Linked DNA regions of Homo sapiens: regions 2, 3, 4, 5, 6 and 7 are each linked to region 1. The links are chromatin contacts, found by Hi-C or POLR2A ChIA-PET in ENCODE. All regions are on one chromosome and are shown on one strand. Each heading gives the region's core, a stretch centred on a gene start or an enhancer-like site at or near the end of the contact. The rest is flanking DNA. Distances are from core to core; before and after follow the strand shown. Region 1 overlaps RPTOR (regulatory associated protein of MTOR complex 1). Region 2 has its middle 22 kb from the start of NPTX1. Region 3 overlaps RPTOR (regulatory associated protein of MTOR complex 1). Region 4 overlaps RPTOR (regulatory associated protein of MTOR complex 1). Region 5 overlaps RPTOR (regulatory associated protein of MTOR complex 1). Region 6 overlaps RPTOR (regulatory associated protein of MTOR complex 1). Region 7 overlaps RPTOR (regulatory associated protein of MTOR complex 1).

Region 1 (2,700 bases), core at 72-2,571:
CTTCTGGCAGGAAAGCAGGCATTCAGCATAAACCATATTGTTGGAAAACAGTTGAGGCACAGCGAACCCCACTTACTAGTTAGGGTGGTGGGAATCCTCCAGAAATCCAAGTCCGCAGACCCCAGCCACGGGCCACCCCTGTAAGCAGGGCTTTGAAAGGAGGGCTGCTGGGGCCTGCTTTCTTAACCCTCTTCTGCACAGATACCAACTTATCCTTTCCTTTCTGATTAATGTCTCTCAAACACAGACGGGGGAATAAAAACCTGAAAACAAGCGAATATTGACATGTACATCACCACTTTCAATCAGCTATTTTCAACCAAGTGCTGAAGTATAATACAGTTGTAGTCACAAAGGGGAAGTAGCAGGTATGTTGCAAGAAAAAACTTATTAGAATTGTATGTTAACTTGGATAGAAACAGAACTTTTCTGAGCTTATGTGCTGTGCAGATACAGAATGCTGGCAGAGTTACTTCTGTGAGAACATCATTGAATTACAATTAAATATTAAGTACCTATAAAATATCTTTGCATTACAAAAGTGGTTAAAGTAACTTTCTCAGTCTTCATAAATGTAGATAGTATCTTTGGACAAAATAATGAGTTAGTCTTTTGATGGAACAGGAGAAGCAGGAGAAAATTGTTCCAGGAGCAGGGTTGCTGACGATGCTGTCCCTGTTGGTCCAGAAGGTAAAATCCTCCTGTATTAGTCTGTTCTCACGCCGCTAATAAAGACATACCAGAGACAGGGTAATTTATAAAGGAAAGAGGTTTAATGGAATCACAGTTCCTCATGGCTGGGGAGGCCTCACAATCATGGCAGAAGGTGAATGAGGAGCAAAGTCGCGTCTCACATGGTGGCAGGCAAGAGAGCTTGTGTAGGGGAACTCCCCTTTATAAAAACATCAGATCTTGTGAGACTTATTCACCATCATGAGAACAGCACAGGAAAGATCCATCCGCGCGATTCAATTACCTCCCACCAGGCCCCTCCCACGACACGTGGAAATTATGGGAGCTACAATTCAAGATGAGAACACAGAGCCAAGTCATATCTTTTTTTTTTTCCCCTTTTTTTTTTGAGAGGGTGGGTCTTATTATGTTGCCCAGCTGGTCTTTAGCTCCTGGGCTCATGTGATCCTCTTGCCTCGTCCTCCCAAAGTGCTGGGATTATAGGTGGGAGCCACCACACCTGGCTGATTTTCTCTTATGGGTTGGAGTAAGGTATGGCCAAGACGGTTAAGACGATCCATGTCCTGTGGGATGGCCCATGTTTCACCAGCACTCAGATGCCCTGGGGCTCGGGGCTTATGGGCAGTTTTGCTAATTCTCAAAGTTAAGTTTTCAGCTGGGTGAAGAAGGAAGAAAGGCTGTTTCGTTGAACTCAGTGTTGAGGAGAGCAGTGACTGACAGCAGTGGATGTGCTCTCATCCTCCTGCTTTTACTGGGAGAGGGGCTTTGTGATGGCAGGTGTATAACCTCTCAGGTTTTATTTCTTTTACATTAAGAAAAAAGAAGGTGGGGAGGTGGTGGGTGACAGAGCAGGTGATACGTGAGAGTCAGTGAAAATGCACTGCTGGGAGCTAGAGAGCCTGCGCAGGGTTTTTCCGTTACTGTGTCCGTGATGAGTTGAGGAAACCGTGTCTCAGTTCTGGACCATGGCCGAGAGGAAGTGCATAGTCTTAAGTCTCTTATCTAGTGATCATCAACACAAATGGGGCATACCGGCTGCAAAACAGAGTTGGGTACCAGTGAGGCCTAGACCACCTGGGCGTTTCTCTTCCAGAGCTACAGTTCCTAGGTGTAAAATAGAGCTGGTGATATACACCTTGCCAGGTTATTTGAAAATGCAAAGCACCCAGCACAGTGCCTGACACATGGGAGGCAGTCACAGACCCATCTGTGCTCAGTTGCTCATGACGAATGCCCGTTATGTCTCAGGCACGGACTAGCTGTGCAGTAAGAGGGAGCTCTGAGTCAGACGGAGGGTGGATTTGCTCTTTGGGCACTGGTGTAGCTCTGGATCTGATTGTCCTTCATTATCTAGGTTTTGGAAATGTGAGTCATTATGTAAAGCTTGAGGTGTTGGTAGGTGCTAGGTGAATCAAGTGTGGTGGTGGTGTTTTCTATGCGTGTCTCTTACCAATAGACTTTTGTTTTTGTTTTTTGAGATGGCGTCTCGCTCTGTCGCCCAGGCTGGAGTGCAGTGGTGCGATCTGGGCTCACTGCAAGTTCCGCCTCCCGGGTTCACGCCGTTCTCCTGCCTCAGCCTCCCAAGTAGCTGGGACTACAGGAACCCACCACCATGTCCGGCTAATTTTTGTATTTTCAGTAGAGACGGGGTTTCACCATGTTAGCCAGGGTGGTCTCGATCTGCTGACCTCGTGATCCACCCGCCTCGGCCTCCCAAAGTGCTGGGATTACAGGCATGAGCCACGGTGCCTGGCCTTTTTTTTTTTTTTTTTTTGAGACAGGGCTTTCTGAGACTCCAGGAGTGGTCTATCATGCCCTGCTAATTTTTTTATTTTTTGTTTCTTTTAGAGATGAGTGTTATGTTGCCCAGGCTGGTCTGGAACTCCTGGTACCAGTAAACTTTTTAGGAGGTTTCCGTTAGCTTTTGAAAATTTTTTACCTGATCTTTAAAAATGAATGCAGTTGTGTAGCAATTTTTAAAGTGATTGACAGTTTTTTCCCACCCTA
Region 2 (2,700 bases), core at 125-2,624, 150 kb before region 1:
CACCCATTCCTGAGGAAGGAGAGAGGAAAAAAAGACCTCTCATACACCCCCTCAGTCTAGTGTTTACTGAGCACACACTGTGATCTGGATAAGAGAGAAACTCTGCCGTCTTGGTGCTTTCAGACAATACACATCAAATTACATTATCAACGATGCTGGATGGCGCTAAGAGCCGGGGAGGGAAAGCAAGGGAGTACAGGCCACAGACCGTCCTGGACTTCGAGTTTGACTTACATTTTGGCTTTGCCATGGTACAAACGCCATACACATTCAGTATACTCCTCCGCTTACAGATGGGGTTACATCCGGATAAACCTACCGTAAATTGCCTTACAATGCTTTAACCTATGATGGGTTGATGGGGAATCTAACCCCATATGACAGGAGCATCTGTATAGGAAGGGGGCACGGTTTTCAACAGGTGGTCGCCTCACTAAGTGGGAGTCACAGGGTTTCAGGGGAGGAGCGTTCCAGGCCGCGGTAACAGCAGGTGCAAAGGCCCTGAGGCAGGACGGGGCAGGGAGGTCCAGAGTCCACCGCGCAGAGACCCGGGAGGCCGGCAGGCACGGTGAGGACCTTGACTTAAACCCAGGAAAGGGGAACCACACTGGGGCATGACCTCCTGTACTTTCCGAGATCGCTCTGGCTCCTGTGTTGAGGAGACTCAGGAGGGGAAGGTGGAAGCGGGGAGACCCAGCTGAGACGCTACTACAGTCATCTCGGCGGGAAAAGACGGCTCGGAGCAGGGTGGTGGCAGAGGTGGGAGAAGAGGTCAGGTCTGGGGAAATTTCGAAGGCACAGCCAACAGGATGTACTGCCGGGCTGGATGCGGGGTGTTAGGGGTCAGGGAGGCCGCCAAGGCTCTGCCTGAGAACTGGGGAGGGCCAGGGGCACCATTTACGGAGCTGGGGAACAGCAGGAGCTCGTTTTGTTAGCAGGTGCGAGGCGCCGGGCATTTAAAGGCGGCCTGACGGGACCGGCCGAGGCGGAAGAACGGACAGGGCCCTGCGGGACCGCGCTCGGATCCGCCTCCTCCCTGACCTCGGCGTCCCCGGCTACTGCCTCCAGAGCCGCTTCGGGGCCGACCCCGGGGACTCTTCCCGCCTGCGGCCTCGCGCCAGCCCGGCCGGCTCGCCTAGTGCCCGGCGCCCAGAAACGCGTGGAGCTGGGAGAGGCCACACAACCCACGCCGGAAGCCTAACCCCGTCGGCCCCCGCGGCCGGCACCGGCCGGAAGCCCGCGAAGCCTAACTCTCGCGAGACGCCTCCTGAGTCCCGCCTCTCCGCGGTTCCGCCAGTCGCCGCGCTCCTGTCTGCGTTGCTGTGGCAGCCCCGCCGTGCGTCCGCGTTCCCGGAGCCAGCGCGGCGGCGCGCCTGTGCTCGGGGCTTGGCCGTAGCTTTTCCTCAGGTCCCGCGCGGCGCGCCCCTGTGTCGCAGGCGCCCTGCCGCTGCCCGCAGCTTTTGGGGGGTTCGGGGGCGGGGGAAGCAGGGCCGCAGAAGGCCCAATCGGAGCCTTCTGACACCCGCCCCGGCCCGCCGCCCTCCCGGAGCTTCCGTCCCCGCCGCCTGGCTCCTTACTGACACGCGCGCCGCCCCCGGTCGCCCGTTTTCCCTGGGCTCCGGCCTCCTCTCGCTTCCAGCCCTGGCCTGAGGTCCTGAGGGCTCCCTGGAGGGGGCGGCTTCCCAGCACCCAGCGTTTAACAGGGCCCTTTCGGCCTCCCTGTCCCCCAAGCTCAGAGTTGGGGTCTGCAGCAGGGGAAAGAAGGAGGGAGACTGGGCAGCTCAAGTTCCCCAGACCGCACCTATCAGACGGAGGGCGGCCCGCTCCCGTCAGAGCCCGACCTCGGCGGACAGGGGAGGGGATGGGTTGAGAAGCGGGAGAAGGCCACTAGCTGGAAACTCCCTGACGACAGGGACACCGTTCTCGCCCCAGCCCCAGCGCTCGGCCTCCGCAGAGCCGGCCCAACGAAGGAAGAATGAAAATATGAACGTGACATGATGTGGGCTTGAGAGGCCGCCTTGTTCTTTGGATTCACCCAGAAACCTGACTGAAAGGAAAGTTACTGCAACTGGGGAAAAGCACAGTTGGCTGGAGAATTTGGTTTAAAAATAAATAAGTTTTAAATTACGTAACTAACACGTGCTTGGTGTAGAAAATTTGGAAAACATATGAAAGTACGGTATAAAAATCCTCGATCCCACTGCCACATAGAACCACTATTAACATGTCAGAATCGTTTCTTCGGGTGTTTTTTTTTCTTAATGCATTTATATTGCATATACATTTTTTCTCTAACAATATATTGATGTGCCCCAGTCCCCCACAGACCCTAATGTATGAATGGGAATGGAGGCGTCTGAAATGTGACTCACAAAGAGTTCTCTTTCCTCCCTAACACCCCATCCCTGCCTCACCCCTTCAGCGCATTCACAGCAGCACTGGGACTCCGGACTCAGACAAATGTGCACTGAGCTGGCTGGTGCTCTCATAGCCTCTGGCCCCAGAGCTCCACCTTCCCCTGCAGAGGGGGTCCCGGGAGTGTCCTCAAGTGCTCCATGCCCCATGTTCCTTTCCATGGCACCAAATTCTTCTGACCTCCTTCTAGGTGAGGGGTGAGGGGGTGAGGTAGGGGGTTGGGGAAGAGTGTCCCCATGAGGCCTGAGGGGCCTGCTAGTGCAGGGGAGGAAGGGAAGTTCAAGC
Region 3 (2,700 bases), core at 201-2,700, 130 kb after region 1:
GGCTGCAGTGAGCCGTGATTGTGCCACTGCACCTCAGCCTAGGCAATAGAGTGAGACCCCATCTCTTAAAAAAAAAAAAAGTTCAGCCCATGGATCATGGGCACAATTCACTTCTCCACTATTCCCCCGCACTCTGCAAGGCTTTTCTCAGGATGCTTCCGAGTAACTCGTGTTTGTGTGGTGTCTCTAAACACAATTGTGTGGTCCAGTCCTGCCACCTGTAGCAGTACACTCCCAAAGCACAGAAACCTGTCCGACGGTCACTCACTGCCACAGCGAGAAGCTTGCTTGGGTCCACAGCCTCCCCAAGGCTGCAGTGACTTAACCGCCCCCCGCCCCTACCAATGTGAAAACCTATACTTAAACTGATAGGTGATACATTGGCCTCCTGCACTGATCCCCGTAGCTAAATTTTATGTCAAATAAATATTGTAATTCTGCCAAAAATGACTAACGTCTAGAATCTTCAAGTTTCCTCAAAAATATTAAATGCATATCTCACAGATCTAAAGTACTCATGTTCTGAAATCTTCTTCATTTCTTTGCTACTCTTGTAGACAGGCACACTGCTTGGCTGGCATGGAATTCTGCAGCAAAAGGCAGTTCTCCTGCTGAAGGTTGTGGTTGTAGTGATTGCTGAATACCATCAGTTAGTTCTTTGGGTACCTCTCAACAGGTGTGTTTCTTAATCACTGTTTCCTAAATTGGAATTTGTGTGTGTGAGTTTGCAAATCTTCTCCACGGACTCACCGTCGTCATGGCATTTGTGATTCAGAGGAGGGATCTGCGGTGCCGATTCCACAGGAGCTCAGGCTCGCCTGTATTTCTCTTTCAAGCAATGATTTTCATAAGTGCTTTCCCCTGTAATCTCATAGTTTTGTCATTTGTAGGCAGTAGGGACGTGAGCTGACATGTGTTAGGTCACAACTTTATTAATTTTCAAGTGATATTAATTTTTAGGTTTGAAGAAGATGCTTTCCCCTTTTCTAAGTTGTCTCTGTTTCCTCCAGCATAATTTTTTTTCCTTTGGTTAATTTAGATTATTCTCTGTCATACTGGAGGTATGTGGTGATTTTATTGTTTGTCATATTTAAGAATGAAGAGAAGCTGCCCATCACTGCGTGTCTGTGACAGGAGGCGTTGGCTAGAGGGCCTTGCTCGATGGGAAGTAGGGGGCGCTGGCTGCTGCGCTGGGGACTCATGGATGCCCCCATGCCGAGGTCTTTATTTCTCTGGGCTCTAAATGACTACACCAGCTGCCTTTAATTTTCCCCAGATATGTCAGTAACTCTCTTTAGAGGAAAAAAACCCACCACCAGCCTGAGTGCTTTCCGGCAGGGGGGCGGTGGTGGAGGATCATTGCAGAACACCTGGCTTCAGGCACACAGGTGAGACGCCGGCTGTCCTGATGGCAGGTCTTCAGGTAATCTGTGCCTTCCAGCCCGCACCACTCCAGGCTTGGGCATGGGGGCTGCCTTCCACTTCCCTTCTCTGCATGTGCTCTGGACACTTTCAGTTCCTCTTTTTTAACAAAAGTTGGCCAAAGTCAGTTTTGCGTACCTTATACTTTATTTATAGTAAGCTGTAAGAACCCATACTTGTGAAGGTTTTCAAAACATTAGAATATCTGCTCCCTGGTGTTAAGAAATGTGTAATATAGTTGAAGCACATATATTCATTCTTTCTCTCTCTTTTTCTCCCCCGCCCCCCCGCCACACTCACTCCACCACCACCACAATGACCAAGGAGAAGTGCATTTTTCATTTAGCAGAAATGCTGCCATTTCCACTGTCTATAGCAGAAGGGGAGTTCGTCCAAAACATACAGTAGAAACCCCTTTAATTGGAATCCACAGAACGGCCATCCCCAAAGCCCCGCTGGGGAGAATGAAGCCACTGTGAGAGGTTAAGAGGGTGGGGGGGCAGGGCTGGCCCTTGGAGTGGGCTGGCGAGCTGACTTGCCAACCAGAAAGGAAATAGGTCACGGGAGAAATGGGGGGAAACACAGGCCCATGGAGGATGAGGTCCACGCCTGCCAGTGGGTGCTGGGAGGGCAGCCCCAGGGGGAGCAGGCAGCAGGAGATGCCCAGCCCGGCCCCGTGTACCTGGCAGGCCTCAGCCTGTGGACACCCTCGCCTTTGGTTTGTGTGACATTTCACAGTTGGTGGGACATTTGTGCCGTTTCATCCATCTTTAGTCTGCGCAGCTGAGCTGAATGTGGCCGCCAAAGCTTTTGCTGCTTCTCTGTGCCCATGCACCATCCCTTTCTGTGGTTTGCACGGGGAGATAAAGGTCTTTTTTGTTGGCACCTTTCGTAACTCCGAGTCCTAGAATTTGGAGGCTTCAGTAAAAAGAAAAGTGATTTCTCTGCATAAAAAATTTAAGAACCCTTACCGCTGATGACCTTAAATGAATTTCACAGACACGTGTCATTAGCACAGGCAGCTTCCAGGGTGCAACTGAAGTTCCCCTTTCTTCACAAATGCTTCCCCCAGCCTGAAATCTTCCTTGGCTGACCACATACGGCAATCTCCTACACAGCGGCCTTGACAATCATGTGTTGTCTTGTAGCCTCTCTTCTACTGTCATAAGCTTACTTTACATTTGTTATGTAAACCTGTCAAGAATGCCTCACGTTAAATTGATGCTCAGGAAGGATCTATAGATTTGGCTTGATAAATACATATTTGAATAAACTACC
Region 4 (2,700 bases), core at 157-2,656, 160 kb after region 1:
AGTATGCTTTCACTCTGAGGGCTGCTGGCCTCGTTATTTCTAAAATGGGTGCCTGCCCTCTGAGTAGGGAATGTGCTTTCTCTCTACCAAGGCATGATGTGTCATCCCAGTAGCCCCTGAAATCCTTGTAGGAGTTAGGACATAGTCAGATTTTTAAAAGTAAGCATTTAGTAGGAAGTGCAGTGAAAAACAAACTGATACAGTTACCATAAGAGGGACTTTGAAATCAATATGCCACAGTGGCAGACAGTGGTCATCAGATAACCACTGCCTGGAACAATTGAGCGGTGTCTCAGGTGGCGGCTCTTTTACAATAAACTGCTTTCTCCCATATTGAAGTGCTGAAATTAGGTTGAACATGACATTTTGCTAGGTGTCTATGGCCTGTGAGTGGTAATGGACTATATTCATTAAAGAATTATCAAGTGAAATGTGTAGTTTTGTGTGAGCTAAGTTAAAAACCACCAGGGTTTTTTTTTTTAATGGAAGAGTGAGATAGTTTGTCAGACAGTAATTACGTATGTTTTTAGGGTTTTAGTTTTATTTTTTCATTTTGAAAAGTCAATTTTTCTAATTAAAAATGAAAGATACATTCTTTTCAGAAAATTACTAAAAAGTTAAAAGTAGAAAAAAATCATCCAAGATTTTACCATCTAAGGACAACTAGTGTTCACTTTTTGATGTATTGCCTGTTGGTCTTTTTTCTGTGCATGTACATTTTGCACTGATGTAAGTGGACAGAATTTACGATTTCATATCCTTAACCCTTCGCATTATACTAGAGTTCCCTGCCCTAGATCATTAGAGACTCTTAGTAAGTATCATTTTATATTTCACTATGTTGAAGTTCCATGTTTTATTTAGCCGGAGCGTAGGGCTTTGGGATTTAGGCGCCAGGAGTATGCGGGTGGGAAGGTTCAGCCTGGCACTCTGATGGGAGTCGGCAGACCTGGTTCTGTGAAGGGGCAGACGCACTTGGGTTAGGCTTTTCGGGCCACACAGTCCCAAGTCTGCTGTTGCAGCACGAAAGAGCCACAGGCAATATATAAACAAATGAGCATGGCTGTGTTCCAGTCGAGCTTTCTTTTTTCTTTTTTCTTTTTTTTTTTTTTGAGACCGAGTCTCACTGTTGCCCAGGCTGGAGTGCAGTGGCGTGATCTCGGCTCACTGCAACCTCCACCTCCTCGGTTCAAGCGATTCTCCTGCCTCAGCCTCCCGAGTAGCTGGGATTACAGGTGCCCACCACCACGCCTGGCTAATTTTTGTATTTTTAGTAGAGATGAGATTTTACCATGTTGGCCAGGCTGGCATCAAACTCCTGACCTCAGGTGATCCGCCCGCCTCAGCCTTCCAAAGTGCTGAGATTACAGGCACGAGCCACCGCACCCAGCCTCAGTCAAGCTTTCTTTAAGGAAACAGGCAGTTGGCCAGATTTGGCCCAGGAGCTATAGCTTGGCACTTCCTGCTCCAGAAAAGGGAACTAGGATTGGGCTGCAGATGACGGCTGTGCGTGTCTGCCGGTCTGCAGGTGACCTGGAGAAGGGCGATGCTCGGGAAGGTGGATTCCCTCCCTCCCTCCCTTTACTATGTAAATAAGAGAAACGGTTTCTAAGCACGCTGCCCTCATTATGCTGGCACAGCTGCTACAGAATGCGGTGTGCTGGGTAAACAACATACAGCTTTGCTTCATTTGGACAAAATGTGTACATGTGTACTTGGTGGCAAGCGTATTTATGAATCTTATTTGATGATGAACTTGTTGGAAGACATTGTTCTCTAATTTTTTTTCATTTTTGCCTGTCTTTTTCATTTTTGGAAACTGATTTCAATAATTCCAAAATGAGCAATGACATTACTTTCCACATAAATGATTATCTTACTCACCATATACATCAATACACTGTAAGAATCCAAAATATATTTTTTCCCTTGGCTGTTTTCTACTTCTTTGATTGAGTGGCATAATATCATTTTAGATTTATTACGCGTCTATTTGTATACTACTGAAAATTATAACCCAGTGGGACTTCATTTGCTGTGGGACTTGCTATAAAACAGATTGATGTCTATTGCACTGTGCTGCATGCACTAGTATTGTCTATTAATGAAAATGATAAACATTATTTTGGATTGAATAGAGGTCAAAAAACTTACTTCCTTTCTTTCAATTAAGTTGAAGGATTTCCAGGACTATAAATGTTAATGATAGAGCATTAACGTGTATTTGTCAGCGTGGAAAGTTTCGCTCCTGCATTGCCCGCAGGAGACGGAAGATGCATGGGTTTCCTGGCGCGCAGGTTGGGTGGAGGCTCAGCGTGGCTCTGTCTGGCCAGGCTAAGTGGTTTGCAGTGCCTGTCTCATTTCAGACATTTGCTGTGACATTTGCTTCGTATTTTTTCCTGATGACTCAACCAAGAATCATTCAGAATTACCTTTAGAAACATAAATTCTTGTGGTTTTGATGATAGAGTTAACCATGTGTTCTCCAAGGAGTCTTCTAAAATACATCTGCTTTGCCAGAGAACACACTTTCTTCTGCCCGTTCAGTGCTCTCGGGTCTTTTGCCGCTTCCTTTCAACAACAGTCCGATGACTTTGTCTTCCTGCATATGTGCGAAGGGAGAGGAGCTCACTGGTCCTCCCAGAGGGTGAAGTAACCGGGACACATTATTGAATAAAATGCTCTTTTGTAGTATCCCAC
Region 5 (2,700 bases), core at 51-2,550, 250 kb after region 1:
AAAGGAGCACCAGCTCTAGGTAACTGAAGCAGCAGACAGATCTGAACTGTGGTCAGACCGCTCCAAAGCTGGCAGCTCATGCAGCAGCGTTTCGGGGTTGCACACCAGTATGGTTTGCAGTGATACCATTTTCTTCTTGTTCTTCCAGGTGCTGTTAAGCCAAGTGCACCGGCTGAGAGCATTGGACTTGCTTGGAAGATTTTTGGACCTGGGTCCCTGGGCAGTGAGCCTGGTGCGTGCCTTCCGCATTAACCTGGGGGCTGAGGGAGGTGGGACAGAGATTAGGCTCCGTGTTTCAGTCTGTGCACGTATTTCATGATCCAGAGCCACCCCCAGCCGTGAGACCCAGGGCGAGTGTGTCCACCGTGTTGGTGTCCTGTCACTCCTGAGGCCCTCAAGGAGCCCACTCTGTACCCGTGCAGCCTGCAGTGCTGCCTGGCGTTTGGGGGTCTGGGGTTGTCGCCCCTCTTTATGTCTGATGTTAGACATAGGAGTGAGTGTGTTGTCGGCCGGTCACCTTTTCCTGAGCCGCCCCCAGCGCTGCGGAGGAGCAGGGCGCCCCTGAGCCTGACGCAGCACCCACCTCGTGGTGCTGCTTCCCCCAGGAGGAGTCTGGATCCTCAGCACTGTCTGCTCACCATCATGGCAGGCACAATTCGGAAACGCTCTTCTGGTTCCTCATTCTATAGCAGAGTAGTAATGGCCACTAAAAACACCCTGGCAGAGGCAGGATCAAGAAGCGACGTGCGTTTAACAAATAACTCACAGGGAAAGTAAAAGGAGGCTGAGAGGGAACCACAGAGTCAAGGAAACTCGAGAGACCTATGGCCAGCTGCCATGTACAGTAAACCTTACTTGGTTCTGTTGAAGTTCCAAAAATGAATACTCATAAAACAATTAGAAATTTTACAGGTGCTGGATTTATGTTATTCAAGAATCATTGTTCGTTTTTCTTGGGTGTGGTAACTGGATCATGTTTTTATAAAAGAGACCTAATTTTTTAGAGATAGACACTGAATATTCACCAATGAAATCACATGACATATGAGCCTTAATTTACTGTGCTTGGGAGCGGTGCGGTGGGGCGGTGGGTGCGGAACCGCTGTCACTAGCTGGGTGGTGAGTACCTGGGTTTGGTGTATTTAAGTATTTTCATCAGATAATGTTGACAAAGAGTGGTAATTGATAGTCCAGCACTGAAGGACGAGAGAAAACATCCAAAACTTGGAAGAATCATTCAGCACTCACCACTGGGCCATTTTCACTCCAGGTGCCTGAGGCCACAAATAGCTTGTAACAGAGTCAGGGCCTGAGTCATCGGAGGAAGGCTGGCGTGACTCGGTCACTTGGTGTGTGCGTGGTGGTGTCGCTTAGTCATCCTGGAAAGGCCTGCGTGGTATTGCGTGCACTCTAAGAAGACAGGAAGCATGTATTCATAACAGTTTAGAAAGAGTTTCATTTTTAAGGTTAATTTTTTAAAACCAGTTTCTTCCCTTTAAAGAATTAAGCTTCTGCTCATTGGAAATTTGCCTAATACATGAATCGAGGCTGGATAAACGAGGTATTTTTACAGGTACAGATTTTGCCTCTCAGGTGAGGGCCCAGCCACCCGAACCAGAGAAACTGCTCATACCTTGTTAAATGTGGCCTTTCACAGGGAAGGGACCCAGGCCTAGGTCCCACCACCACCTCCTGTCTTGGTTACAGGGGACCTCACTTATTGGAAGGTGATACCTTTAGGATATCTTTGAAATTCCAGCAGCTTTGAGATAAGGACACAGCAGAAACCCCTGGCTGTGGAGTGCAGCAGTACTTTGCCAGGCATCCTCCACACTGCAGTGCCCTCCACGCCCTCCCTCCCCTGCCTCTGAGGGCAGAGAGTCCCCTGAGAATGACATGGCCAGAACTGGGCGCCAGTGAGCCCCTGGGCAACCCCCGCTCCTCCCTGCCTTTCCCAGGGCAGGCATCTTTCTCCCAAGGTGTATCTGAAGTGCAAACATGAGTGTTGAGCAAGCTGGCCGTGCCGTCACGGAGAGGTGGCCGTGGTGTCACGGAGAGGTGGCCATGCCGTCACGGAGAGGTGGCCGTGCCGTCACAGGTGGCCGTGGCTCGTACGTGAGCAACACAGTGAAGGTGCCTGATGCTCTGCTGCCAAGAGCAGACGAGGCCACTGAGGGCAGGCAAGGGCCCCAGGCGCAAGCAGCCTGCGCCTCCACAAGGAAAAGCTGCCACCCGATTCATTCCAGTCTCTTGACACCAGTCAAGGCTGGCAGTATGTGGCAGCTTCTAGGAATAAATCAGAGATGAATAAATCTGGAGGAAGCCCCTCTTTACTTTAAGTGAGGCCCATTCATTCCTGTTGCGTTTCCCATATGTGCTGAAGATAGCACCGCAGCTGGTCCCGCGTGGCACCCCTGCTGCTGCCCGTTCCCTTGCTGCGGCACAGGTGCGCTGACGCCCTCCCTCGCCCCCAGGCCTTGTCTGTCGGCATCTTCCCCTACGTGCTGAAGCTGCTCCAGAGCTCGGCCCGAGAGCTGCGGCCACTTCTCGTTTTCATCTGGGCCAAGATCCTCGCAGTGGACAGCGTGAGTATCCCCGCCCTCCTCCCCAGAGTGATGTGAACCTGCCGGCCCTTCTGGGGATGCCGAGCCCTGCGTTTCCAGCCTGCCCTTTCTCCAGCCTCGCTCCCTCTCCAGGCAC
Region 6 (2,703 bases), core at 94-2,593, 180 kb after region 1:
CTGCTCAGTAGCCTTCAGCCAGCGGTGTTCTCATCGTGTCCATCTGCTTCTATTAAGTTAATGGGCACAGACACACGGCCCATAAAGCAGCTGGATCAAAAGTCTGGTTCTTATCAGACGACTTAATTGATAAATGTCGCAATCACAAGAAGCTGAAATGCTGTTGTGCAATGACTTCCAGAATGGTGTTCTGGGCACGTCAGCTTCCCTAAGTACAACTGGAGCCGTCGGTGGAGAAGAGCGGAAAGGGAGAGTTCAGTTGGTAGGAGGGAGGGGTCCAGCGAGAGACAGGGATGTACACGAAGTCTGTTTAACTTTACATATTGGGTGCAGAAACCACCACGGTTTAAATGCTTAGGAAGACAACTGGATAGACGGTGGTTTGTTTCTAGCCCTGATTCTGAACTCATCTGTCCTGAAAAACAGTTGCTGACACCCTCTGACCCTCAGAGGCGGTCCGGGCTAGAAGGGGATTAGTGGAGGACATCTCGGCAGGGCTGCTGTAGGCGGATGTTGTCCAGTCAGAGCGGAACCGTGACCTGTGATACGTATACTTTTCATTTTTGCCGTTTATGCTATTTTTAGATTGTCTTTATTTTACATATTAGGAATTTGCACACACGTCAGGTGAGTCGTAAGAGTCACAGAGGAAGTTCCTTCTTAGCCTGTGGCAGGGTGGATCCTGCAGCTCCCTTCCCCCCTCACCCTCCCCCCGGGGGGCCTCACTCACACAGCCCCTCCGGCTCCCTTTCTTTTTATGAGCTTTCACCTTACTCTGTTTTCCTCTTTTCTTCCTGATTTCCCTAATTGAGTTTGAGTCAGTGCATTGAGCGTGCGCTCTCAGTTGTCAGGGGTACACACTTGTGTGTGATTTTTTATGTGGCTGAGATGCACCAGGATCCTGTTGCCTCAGCCCACTGTGGTCTTTGGGTGCAGAGGAGGGTTCTTATGCCCAGCCACTTAGCCAGCAGGGTAGCTGGGGGTGAGTTTCAGAACCTTCTGAACCTCAACTGTCTCCCCTCCAGGGCAGGAAGGATAATAACACACATCTAAGCGGGGAGGGTGATAATTGTGCCCATAGTCTAAATCTTTCTCAGATCCTCCGGTGACATTGCCGGGTGGCCTGAGCTAGGAGGAAGGGTGAGGACTTAGGCAGATGGAGGACTGTGCATTTCAGTTTTTTGTTTTAATTAATTTTTTTAACTGACAAGATAACTTAGAGGGATTTTTTAAATTGGCAAATAGAATCTTCAGCTTTGCCTTCGGTTCCCTCATCGTAGGGTCAGCTCGTGGCTGCCACCCCAAGACAACACTTCCTCCCCGTGGCCGCCCTGCGGTTCCCTTCTTCCCGGAGGGTACCAACGAGCTAGGCCTGGTGCTGCCGAAAAGGAACTCAGGAAAAGGTTCCAAAATTTTTAATAGGAAGAATTTCCCAAGTCTAAAATACACAGAACTTACTCAAAAAGGGCCCCTTCTTGTGGATATTTTTAAGAGTACATTTTGCCACGCTGTCTCGCGTGGGGCCTCTGCAGCAGCTGAGACGTTTGGCAGTTTCTTCAAGACTTGGAGTAAAACCTCGCCTGAGATAGAATCTAAATACACTGGGCTTGGATCGCCCATTTGACTAAATTTCGATCCCAACTCTAGCTTTCAGAAACCTCCTTATAGGGAGAGACCTATTGCTATGGGAAGGCAAGAGAAATTAATGTCTGCGTTATTCCAGCAAAGCCCCTGCACTGCGCTGGAGGGACTTTTGTTTGCGTCTTTGGGTTGCAGAAGGGGCTATGATTGTGCGTGGCTTATCTTGGTCTCCAGCCCAGTTTAGACCTCCTTCTAGCTGATCTCTTCTCTCACTTGTACTTTGGAAGAGAGTCAGGGCTTGGCTTTGGGTCACCAGGCGTGCAGCCATGTCAGAGCTCTGGAGCCACCTCGGTTTTGTCCCTGTCACGGGGATTGACTGATTCTTAAATGATCTGCGCGAGGCGGCCCTGGAGCCTACAGCAGCACCGTTCCCCCAGGGTATCGCTGGCCTGTGTTTCACATAGGGTCAGCTCTTCGGGGGTTGTCACTGAGTAGTAAGTGCTGAGCCCTCCTGTCCCTGTTTGCAGAGGCAGCGGCTGGTTTCTGGCTGGCCAGTGATTCCTCCACCCTGTGAACACACGTGGAAATTGACACGGTGGACTCTGGGATGTAGGGGAAGGCTCTGGGTCAAGGGCATGGCTTCTTTATATAGAAAGAACAAGTCAGATGGCAGGAAAGATATAATGGTGGGTCATTTAAGTATTGGTTCTTTGTAATTTAAAAGAATCACTTTATTTATTTATTTTTTTATTTTTATTTTTTTTTAAAGAACTGAGTTTTATGGGTTTGCCACAAAGCCATTCTACATCCCCGACAAGAATAAGAATAGGTGAGGACCCAGCAGTCGCATGTGAAAATAAACGGTGTATTTAGCGGGAAACTAATGCCTCTTGCAGCCATCAGGCACTGTTTTCCCTTGATCCTGGAACACCTTGGTTTCCGGGGATCTCAGCCCCAGCCGTTGCCCCATAGCTGTTCCTCAGCACCGCAGTCGTGGAAGCCCTGTACTGAATTAGAACCGAGCAGCCCTGGCTCTCAAGGGGTCACGGGGTGAGAGGACCAGAGTTCTGCAGGCATTTTCACGTGAGAAACTCCAGTCCTCTGTGGCTGTCCCACTTCCTG
Region 7 (2,700 bases), core at 54-2,553, 230 kb after region 1:
CTTGGTACTGGTCTTGATTGTGGAGGGCCTTTATGCTGAGCCAGAGATGAGGAAGATGTTGGTGCCTGGCTATAAGGGCTTGAGCCAGGTGGATACGGAGGGCATGCAGCCAACACCGCTCTTGAGACACCGGCTGGGTTAGTGTGGAAAAACTCCATTGAATGGTTTGCCTTTCTCCCTGGAGGTAGTTAGGTGTACTAGTTGAAACACCCATTCATTGGGAACCCGTGATCCAGGGGCTTTACAAATGGGCATGTGTGAGCATAGGCAGCATAGGCTGCCGTGGCCCCAGGTGTCAGGGTGCAGGCGGCTCCTGTCTTGGAGGCTTCCATCCCCCGTGGAAGCTCGTGCTGGCCACTGGAGCAACATTCCCGCAGGTGGGAAGGCCGCGAGGAGTGGACGAGGCAGCTCAGGCCTGGGGGACAGACTTGGAGCTCACATGCCCATCGCCCCCCTGTCCTGTGGCAGTGTCTGGTCCAGCCTCATCCAGGGAGGGAGGGAATGTGGCCTCCACCTTGAGTGGCATGTCCCAGCTCCAATGCTGTTCCTTAACAAGGGCAGGGAGGGAGGCACAAAGGAGTGAGGAGTGGTTTCAGACGCTCAGACGGAGAACATTCGGCTCAGAAACAGAATCGTGCTCTCCTCTGTTACTAGATTTTGCCAACTGCAACTGAGGACTGAGCTGCTGTGGAGGTGGGCTCCTCACCATGGGAGCATCACCGGGGGCTCTGCAGGGCTGTCTGCCACGAAAACAATGCCCAGAGCTCTCTCCTCCCCTCATCAATAGACCAAAGTGTGTACATCCCCAGGGAGCACACAGGAAAGATAGCAGAAAAGAGCATTTGGAATAAATAATGTACAATCTAGCTATTATACTCCTTGGGTGGTGATGGAGAGGTTGAATTTTTAGCAAGAGGAAAGAGGGAACAAAGCCTAACAAACATTGAGGTTAAAACATGAAGTCATCTGCATTTACACTTTGCTTCAGGCCGCGGCAGTAATGAATACTCAGAGCCGGCTTTCTGTTTAATGTTTGATGCAAAGTCACCGGGGAGTCATTCTCCTTCACTTTCAATTTCAGGGGTCCTGAAACCCTGCGTTTCTCTGCGGTAATAACCCGTGCTTTCCGTTCCCGGGGCGGGCGCGCTCTGACTGATCAGCGCAGATGGAGGCTGTGCGGACTTGGACTTGGACGGTTTTCCTCCAGCCCACCTCCTGGGCACCCGCCATCTCAGGGCTGTTTCCTGAAAACCCAGCTCTTGCCTGGATGACATGTTTTCCAGGCGAGTGACTCATCAGAACAGCCAACAGCTTAGAAAGTCCCTCTGCCCCCAGCTGCTGGGGGGGAGGAGCCCACGATGCAGATGAGCTGGTCACAGCTAATCACAGCCTCCTCCCCTCAGATCTGCACTCCAGCACTCCAGCCCTGCTTCTCCAGGCAGCTTGATCGCAGGCTGTGGGAAGTGCTAATCCAGACACCTTCCCGGTCCCCTCCCACCTTCTGCTGTCGTGTGCTGCCAAACCTCACAGGGCTGGCTGCTGCCGCCGAAGCCCACCACCATGGCCTCTCGTGTGTACGTAGGACCCACTTTCCCACTTGTCTTTAGCTGGGAATCCCAAATTAGAGCTGCAAGTGTGTGTTGATTTTACCGTAGAAAATGCAGCCAGTTTTAATCAACAGATAAATGTTCATTAGAGAATACCGTTGTTCTGCTGTTTAAAAGGTTGCCGTGCAGGCCGGGTGCAATGGCTCACGCCTGTAATCCCAGCACTTTGGGAGGCCACGGCAGGCAGATCACCTGAGGTCAGGAGTTCGAGACCCGCCTGACCAACATGGTGAAACCCCGTCTCTACTAAAAATACAAAAATTAGCCAGGCGTGTGGCACATTCCTGTAATCCCAGCTACTCAGGAGACCGAGGCAGGAGAATCACTTGAACCCGGGAGGCGGAGGTTGCAGTGAGCCAAGATCGCACCACTGCGCTCCAGCATAGGTGACAGAGTGAGACTCCGTCTCAAAAAACAAAACAAAACAAAAGGTTGCCATGCGATTTTAGAATTTAATGGGTAATCTGGCCCTGTAATTTGGTTAAATAAATAAATAAATAAACCACCCACGGCCCCGAGAGGGCCTCTGGCTTGCTCAGCAGGCGGTGCCAGGGTGCAAGCTCCTCCCAGTACCTCCGTCTTCCCTGCCTTGCTCTGAGTGGGGCTGTCCTTCGGGCCCAGGCCGAGCTGTGGCTTGAGGTTCAGGGCCGCTTCACTGTGTGCTGATAATCGGGTTCCAGCGCTTGTCTTTCAGCGGTTTGTAGGCGTTCTTTTACATCCTTTCTTCTCATTAGTACTTGAACAAAGTTATTTTCCTCCTCTCATGTAGACAGCTCTGCCTCGAGTCCACAGCCCTGGGTAGCCGGACGGCCCCGAGCAGCCTCCGTGCATCGTCTGGGCGCCGAGCCACAGCCCTTCCTCCTGGGCTTTGTGTCATCCCCGCAGCCTCCTGAGCCTCTGTGCATCAGTGAAACCAGAACCATCTGGGGCTGCTTTTCTGGTCTGAAATGTGGAGCTGGGTCAGTCCCCGCCTCCCACCCCGGGGCTGGATCCAAGTGGGCCCCCAGCCTTTTAGGAGCACATGTCCCACTGCAGCAACATGGGTCACGTGTCCGAGAGAGATTGTCACCCGTGGCTCTGACACAGCTTTGCT

The links. Hi-C counts contacts between places; a loop is a spot of excess contacts on that map. ChIA-PET counts read pairs that join two places held with the same protein, here RNA polymerase II (POLR2A). Pooled maps may share reads with other maps.
Region 2: a loop to region 1 is called in a pooled map, with 5 times the contacts of the local background. The contact joins two enhancer-like sites. A Hi-C loop is called at or near these places in 2 of 50 pooled maps. POLR2A ChIA-PET finds 5 or more read pairs at or near these places in 5 of 52 experiments (AG04449, GM12878, H1 and 2 more).
Region 3: a loop to region 1 is called in a pooled map, with 6 times the contacts of the local background. The contact joins two enhancer-like sites. A Hi-C loop is called at or near these places in 6 of 37 single-sample maps with no recorded cell type and 7 of 50 pooled maps.
Region 4: a loop to region 1 is called in a map of MCF 10A, with 2.5 times the contacts of the local background. The contact joins two enhancer-like sites. A Hi-C loop is called at or near these places in 1 of 168 maps with a recorded cell type or tissue (MCF 10A) and 8 of 50 pooled maps. POLR2A ChIA-PET finds 5 or more read pairs at or near these places in 2 of 52 experiments (Panc1 and activated naive CD4-positive, alpha-beta T cell).
Region 5: a map with no recorded cell type shows a loop between it and region 1 (9-fold over the local background). The contact joins two enhancer-like sites. A Hi-C loop is called at or near these places in 1 of 168 maps with a recorded cell type or tissue (SK-MEL-5), 3 of 37 single-sample maps with no recorded cell type and 6 of 50 pooled maps. POLR2A ChIA-PET finds 5 or more read pairs at or near these places in 3 of 52 experiments (PC-9, activated CD4-positive, alpha-beta T cell and activated CD8-positive, alpha-beta memory T cell).
Region 6: a pooled map shows a loop between it and region 1 (4-fold over the local background). The contact joins two enhancer-like sites. A Hi-C loop is called at or near these places in 2 of 37 single-sample maps with no recorded cell type and 8 of 50 pooled maps. POLR2A ChIA-PET finds 5 or more read pairs at or near these places in 3 of 52 experiments (PC-3, T-cell and activated CD4-positive, alpha-beta T cell).
Region 7: a loop to region 1 is called in a pooled map, with 7 times the contacts of the local background. The contact joins two enhancer-like sites. A Hi-C loop is called at or near these places in 1 of 168 maps with a recorded cell type or tissue (PC-9), 3 of 37 single-sample maps with no recorded cell type and 8 of 50 pooled maps. POLR2A ChIA-PET finds 5 or more read pairs at or near these places in 3 of 52 experiments (CD4-positive, alpha-beta memory T cell, activated CD4-positive, alpha-beta T cell and activated CD8-positive, alpha-beta memory T cell).

What each region holds. Positions count from the first base shown.
Region 1 is chr17:80,603,862-80,606,561 of GRCh38, forward strand. The region is part of intron 1 of RPTOR (regulatory associated protein of MTOR complex 1); the gene reads left to right. Among named protein-coding and RNA genes, the nearest start is that of RPTOR, 60 kb to the left of the region's middle. Within about 2 kb of position 1,322, at least 2 of the 41 ENCODE cell types and tissues checked have a DNase peak (open chromatin) inside an H3K27ac peak, as active enhancers do; they include GM12878, where a contact is called at or near this core.
Region 2 is chr17:80,453,522-80,456,221 of GRCh38, forward strand. No RefSeq gene overlaps it. Among named protein-coding and RNA genes, the nearest start is that of NPTX1, 22 kb to the right of the region's middle. RefSeq lists an enhancer at 896-1,725 and silencers at 933-1,142, 1,403-1,662. Within about 2 kb of position 1,375, at least 39 of the 41 ENCODE cell types and tissues checked have a DNase peak (open chromatin) inside an H3K27ac peak, as active enhancers do; they include GM12878, where a contact is called at or near this core.
Region 3 is chr17:80,736,106-80,738,805 of GRCh38, forward strand. All of the region lies in intron 5 of RPTOR (regulatory associated protein of MTOR complex 1), which reads left to right. Among named protein-coding and RNA genes, the nearest start is that of RPTOR, 190 kb to the left of the region's middle. RefSeq lists enhancers at 1,290-1,339, 1,390-1,439. Within about 2 kb of position 1,451, at least 6 of the 41 ENCODE cell types and tissues checked have a DNase peak (open chromatin) inside an H3K27ac peak, as active enhancers do.
Region 4 is chr17:80,759,210-80,761,909 of GRCh38, forward strand. All of the region lies in intron 6 of RPTOR (regulatory associated protein of MTOR complex 1), which reads left to right. Among named protein-coding and RNA genes, the nearest start is that of RPTOR, 220 kb to the left of the region's middle. RefSeq lists enhancers at 1,825-2,700, 2,320-2,369. Within about 2 kb of position 1,407, at least 12 of the 41 ENCODE cell types and tissues checked have a DNase peak (open chromatin) inside an H3K27ac peak, as active enhancers do.
Region 5 is chr17:80,855,316-80,858,015 of GRCh38, forward strand. RPTOR (regulatory associated protein of MTOR complex 1) reads left to right here. Exons shown (of 34, transcript NM_020761.3): 12 at 149-232; 13 at 2,475-2,585. Among named protein-coding and RNA genes, the nearest start is that of CHMP6, 140 kb to the right of the region's middle. RefSeq lists enhancers at 1-461, 462-992, 655-1,854, 1,174-1,468, 1,205-1,354 and 3 more. Within about 2 kb of position 1,301, at least 15 of the 41 ENCODE cell types and tissues checked have a DNase peak (open chromatin) inside an H3K27ac peak, as active enhancers do.
Region 6 is chr17:80,780,065-80,782,767 of GRCh38, forward strand. All of the region lies in intron 6 of RPTOR (regulatory associated protein of MTOR complex 1), which reads left to right. Among named protein-coding and RNA genes, the nearest start is that of CHMP6, 210 kb to the right of the region's middle. RefSeq lists an enhancer at 426-625. Within about 2 kb of position 1,344, at least 19 of the 41 ENCODE cell types and tissues checked have a DNase peak (open chromatin) inside an H3K27ac peak, as active enhancers do.
Region 7 is chr17:80,831,973-80,834,672 of GRCh38, forward strand. The region is part of intron 9 of RPTOR (regulatory associated protein of MTOR complex 1); the gene reads left to right. Among named protein-coding and RNA genes, the nearest start is that of CHMP6, 160 kb to the right of the region's middle. RefSeq lists enhancers at 1-646, 1,113-1,422, 2,192-2,700 and a silencer at 1,251-1,467. Within about 2 kb of position 1,304, at least 41 of the 41 ENCODE cell types and tissues checked have a DNase peak (open chromatin) inside an H3K27ac peak, as active enhancers do.